Linked DNA regions of Homo sapiens: region 2 is linked to region 1. A link is a contact called in ENCODE Hi-C or POLR2A ChIA-PET data. All regions are on one chromosome and are shown on one strand. The core of a region is the stretch at or near the end of the contact, and the rest is flanking DNA. Distances in the headings are between cores, read along the strand shown. Region 1 holds the start of PUS7 (pseudouridine synthase 7). Region 2 overlaps SRPK2 (SRSF protein kinase 2).

Region 1 (2,700 bases), core at 156-2,655:
TGTGTGGTGGCACATGCCTATAGTCCCAGCTACTTGGGAGGCTGAGGTGAGAGGATTGCTTGAGCCCAGGAGTTCAAGGCTGCAGTGAGCGATGATCACGCAACTGCACTCCAGCCTGGGCAACAAGAGCAAAATTCTGTCTCAAAAAAATTAAAAAAATAAAAATAAAAAAACCAAAAACATGTTCACAAGGAGTTGTTAAGTACGTACTGTTGGCTACTTTCCTAATGTTTGAACCTAACAATTGCCTAACCAACCCCTTTTCAATAGTGTTGTACAGTCTGATTTTCGACAGATCCCTCAATAGTCGAGGCTCCCCCAGGCCAATGGGGCATAGTCATTTCATAGATGATTAGAGGCTTGGGGATGGGGGGGAGGGAACCTTAGTAACCCTTTATTTTTGGAATGGAAAAAAAAAGTAGTCTGACGGGACCAAATATTTTAAAAACTAAACTCTTTGCCAACCCTACTCGGCAGGCAACGAAGGTGTGCTTCTAAACACCTCTGCGCAGGGCTGACGAGGAGGACTCGAATTTCAGCTTGCACAGCAGCACCTCCATCCACTCGTTAAGCATTCACCCAGCTTGAGGGCTGGAGAAAGCACTCTGAGTCTGCAGCCCGTCCACTCCTACTCTGGGAAATGCATACAAAGCAAGCAGTCCCCAGAGCCCGCGTGGCGCCTAGTAGGCTCCCAGTGAGCGGCGACGCAGGACACAGGGGTGGAACACGTGGGCTGGACCCACAGAAGGCAGGCGCGGCGAAGCAGTGGCACCGTGAAGGGCTTCAGGGCCAGTGTTCCTCTGACGGAGGGACAAGAGTTTAGGGAGCGTCCGGGGCAAAGAAAGGGAGGAGTGGGAAGGGGGCCCCCGGGGGACAGCGCCGCGCGGGGAGGAGGGGAGCGCTCGGGCGCGGCGCCTCCGGACGACTGGCCGGGCAGAGCGGAGCGGGGAGCGGGGAGCGGAGAGCGGCGCCTGCACCGCCGAAGCGCAGGACCCACTGGGTTCCAACCGTGCTCCCGCTGGCACGATCCATAATGGAGGCGCCGCGGGCTCTGACCACTGCGGGGCCGCCTTCCCAGTCCGCCTTCCCAGTCCGCACTGCCTCTTGGGGCGGGGCCCTGGGGCTGGGGCTGGGGCCAGGGCCAGGCCGAGGAGCCCCGGCGGCCGCGGGGAGGCCGCGCACTTACCCGGAGCCTGGGAGCGCGGGCGCGGCGTGAGCTGGGCGGCGAGGTGGCCAGCGCTCTGGTTGGGACGCAAGAGAGCGGCGAAGGCCACTTGGATGAGCCAGCGGCTAGGGCGGCCAGGCAAAAGCAGCGCTTTCCGCGCGGAGGACCAGATGCGCTCCAGCCGACTCACCGGCGGCCGGGCTCGCACACGTGCGGCGCAGCGACGCGCCGCGGCCCGACTGGACCCGCCCCGGGGGCGGAGTCCGCTCCCTGCCGCCGGCCCCGCCCCCGGCCCACCCACTCGGAGCGGCCTGCAAGCCAGGGAGCGCCCCAACGCGGACTCCCAGCCTACGCGCGTTCACCCTGGACCTTCCTCGCGACCGCGCCTGAGTCGCACCAGCGGCAGAGAGCGATTTCACCAAGCATCTAAGAGTTCTTTAGATCTTTAGGAAGTCTAAGGCAGCGATTGCCTCCTTTGGTGTTATATTCTAAGTGTTTCCTTCACATAGTTGTGGCCCTTTCACGTTGCACCGACCACGCAGTTGACAATAATGGAAAGAGAATCACTTTAGGGACTAAATATTGTTCTACATTTGATCCTGGGAATGTAGTGGATCTAAAAGCACCATCTTCCTACTTCTTACCGCTCTGGCTTGATGGCTTGCCATAGGATCTGCTTCAAGAAACCGGATCATAGGTTTTTTTTGTTTTGGTTTGGTTTGGTTTTGACAGAGTCTCGCTCTGTCGCACAGGCTGGAGTGCGGTGGCGTGAACACAGTTCACTGCAGCCTCGACCTCCCAGGCTCAAGCAATCCTCCCACTTCAGTATCCCAAGTAGCTGGGACTACAGGTGCATCCCACCGCACCCAGGCTAATTTTTTTGGGGGTGGGGGGTAGAGACAAGATTTCACTATGTTGCCCAGGCTCTAATAGTTTTTTTGCTTTTTGTTTGTTTGTTTGTTTTTTGAGACGGAGTCTTGCTCTGTCGCCCAGGCTGGAGTGCAATGGCGCGATCGCTGCTCACCGCAACCTCCGCCACCCGGGTTCAAGCGATTCTCCTGCCTCAGCCTCCCGAGTAGCTGGGATTACTGGCGCACGCCACCATGCCCGGCTTATTTTTTGTATTTTTAGTAGAGTACGGGGTTTCACTATGTTGGCCAGGCTGGTCTCGAACTCTTGACTTCGTGATCCGCCCGCCTCCGCCTCTGTGTTGAGATTACAGGCGTGAGCCACCGCTCCCAGCCTCTAATAGTTTTTCCGTTTTGTTTTATTTTGTTTGAGAGAGAGTCTCACTCTGTTGCAGGGTTCAAGCGATTCTCCTGCATCAGCCTCCCGAGTAGCTGGGCCTACGAGTGCTTGACATCATGCCAGACTAATTTTTTTGACGGGGTTTTTGCCTGTTGGCCTTGAACTCCTGACCTCAAGTGATTTGCCTGCCTAGGCCTCCCAAAGTACTGGGATTATAGGCATGAGCCACCATGCCCTGCCCAATTTGTTTTTTTGTTTTGTTTTTTACACAATGAAATATACTATTA
Region 2 (2,700 bases), core at 145-2,644, 220 kb before region 1:
AATGAGAACACTTGGACACAGGGCGGGGAACATCACACACCAGGGCCTGTCGTGGGGTGGGAGCTGGGGGAGGGACAGCATTAGGAGAAACACCTAATGTAAATGATGAGTTAATGGGTGCAGCAAACCAACATGGCACATACATACATATGTAACAAACCTGCACGTTGTGCACATGTACCCTAGAACTTAAAGTATAATTAAAAAAAAAATGACCTGAGTAAAAAGTAATTAACATTTAATTAGGGGTGGCATTAAATCCACAAGATTTATGGAAATAAAAGGGAAGAGCTCTTAATTTTCATATTCTTATATGAAAATTAATTCATATTACTAAAAGAAAATTAAGGAGGTTATGGCTGATGTCCATCCTGGCAGCATTATACACTGAAAAAAAACCCAGAAAACTGGGATTTGAATCTTGACTCTTTAGTATCTCTGATCCCTTAAATCAAGTCTCATCTTTCGTAAACCTGTTTCTTCATCTATAAAATGATGTCAAAGTAATAACTCAATTCGTACAGTTTAATGGTTACATAGTAAAAAAACAAAACACACGAATATGTGGCAGAGGGTCAAACTATGTGAAAAGCTAGTGAAAACGTTTGGAAGAAATTTTCACCAAGTGATAAAGAGCAGTTACAACCTGTTCACTGTTTTGGATCTTTTGTTAACAGCTGAAAAAAACAGAAATATTTTGAGAAAATCGGTAGAGTTGACTTCAAAAGTTTTCATTACGACCTGAAAACATGAAATTTGCAATGGTATACTTTGCTGTACTACAAACCCAAGAAAACATCCATCTCAAAATCACAAGTGAGGACAATGTTAACTTGTTTATTTGATCTCAATGGCACTGCTAATGTAGCACAAGACCAAGAGTCAATTGGACCCATTGTTCAAGACTGCTGAATGTTAACAAGGAGTTAACTGTGGCTTAGAAACTAGTTTCATCATCCTATTTTGGCTCACAGTCCATGAGTCAAAAACAATAAACCAAAAGCTCTAACAACCCAGATTGCCTATCCAGGTTATTCACCAAACTCGGCACTTAATGACTTTTAGCTGGTTCCAAAAATTGATTCTAACATCAAAGGATAAAGATTTATGACCAATGAACATATTCAAATCCTAAAGAAGACCTTGGGGTACAATGGCAGCATTGTTGGGGTAAGTACACTACACACCATTTGGAAGCCAGATTCATTTCAATTTGAAACTAGTAACTGTATTTATAAATAAGTCTCAGACCATAAACCACAGAAAGTGCACAGCAGTGCCACCTTAAATCCTTTTTGGAACAAGGCAGGCTATGCATGTATGCATACTAAAGTAAACAGAGTTGTCTTGCCCAAAGACTTGCCCTGATTTTGTCTTAACTGTTCATTTCCCATTAGACAGTATCCCGAGCCTTACTTAGATGACTCAAAGAAAAACTGATAAACTGAAAAACAAAATATTTGGTCCACCTTTCCGTTTTAGTATCATGACTACAGGAATCTTGAAACAGATGATATATAGACAATCCACTGTGAAAACCGCAGGGCTGCCCTGGCCCCGGGCTACAATCACTGATTGATACATGCTGCCTACAGATGCCCTCAGACTAGGGACACCCTCTTCACTAAAAGAAAGACTAAAAGCCTTCTTAGCCTAAATAGAAGTCAAAAAGCATACAGCTTTAAAACCAAACTATTACACAGCTAAATATCCTGACCTAACAAAGATAAAAACTATCCTCTAGTCTAAACTTTAGAAGCATCTAGAACCACAGCAATAAATATTATTCAAAATACTTTAGGTCAAGTTCATATTTTCATAGGTTTCCATGTTTTCTGGGATTTCTAAAATCTTGGAGACAACAGAGGATGATTATTTAACAAAAATCCTGTTGCCAGCCAGGCGCTGTGGCTCATGCCTGTAATCCCAGCACTTTGGGAGACTGAGGCAGGCAGATCACCTGAAGTCAAGAGTTCAAGGCCAGCCTGACCCACATAGTGAAACCCTATCTCCACTAAAAACACAAAATTAGCCGGGTATTTTTACAGGTGGTGGGCACCTGTAATCCCAGCTACTGGGGAGGCTGAGGCAGGAGAATCTCTTGAACCCAAGAGGCAGAGGTTGCAGTGAGCCGAGACTGTGCCACACAGTCTCGCACAATAGAGCGAGACTCTGTCACAAAAAAAATTTTCTGCTGCCTACTAGTTTATTATAACAGTATACAAAAGACCAAGGAAATTGTAGAGAAATAACTTTATTTAAATGCATCTGACAGATAAATCTATGTTCGCTTCTTCATTCCTGTGTTACTTTAATTCTTCTGTGTAATTTTGGGGAGAGTCAGTGTTGAATTACCCAACAGGAAAAAAATGAAGCACACTGTTGGAGAGGAAAACACTCTTTCCCTACCCTCTTAGATTCAGTGGCTGGGGTCCCTGAATTTAACAGATAAAAGATTAACAGGAGGGGGAAAAAAAGCAGTTTACCTATGCATGCAATGTGCATACACAAAGGAGAACTCAGTGTTAACTCAAAAGGGTGATTAAAATTTGGGTTTACACACCATCTTAACAAAGGGTGATAAAGTACGGGGAAAAGGCTAGACTGAGGAAAACAAGTTCTGGACTTTGAGGGAGGTACAAATCATGGGAAGATAACTAGAAATGTATAATAAATAGGGGTTCTTTAGTACGGAACACT

What was found. Hi-C counts contacts between places; a loop is a spot of excess contacts on that map. ChIA-PET counts read pairs that join two places held with the same protein, here RNA polymerase II (POLR2A). Pooled maps may share reads with other maps.
Region 2: a pooled map shows a loop between it and region 1 (7-fold over the local background). The contact joins the enhancer-like site here to the promoter of PUS7 in region 1. A Hi-C loop is called at or near these places in 1 of 37 single-sample maps with no recorded cell type and 4 of 50 pooled maps. POLR2A ChIA-PET finds 5 or more read pairs at or near these places in 4 of 52 experiments (GM12878, H1, activated T-cell and 1 more).

Annotation. Positions count from the first base shown.
Region 1 is chr7:105,520,866-105,523,565 of GRCh38, forward strand. It overlaps PUS7 (pseudouridine synthase 7), which reads right to left and starts at 1,406. Exons shown (of 16, transcript NM_019042.5): 1 at 1,187-1,406. RefSeq lists enhancers at 233-887, 2,171-2,671 and silencers at 430-575, 785-1,534.
Region 2 is chr7:105,303,262-105,305,961 of GRCh38, forward strand. All of the region lies in intron 2 of SRPK2 (SRSF protein kinase 2), which reads right to left. Among named protein-coding and RNA genes, the nearest start is that of SRPK2, 84 kb to the right of the region's middle. Within about 2 kb of position 1,395, at least 6 of the 41 ENCODE cell types and tissues checked have a DNase peak (open chromatin) inside an H3K27ac peak, as active enhancers do; they include GM12878, where a contact is called at or near this core.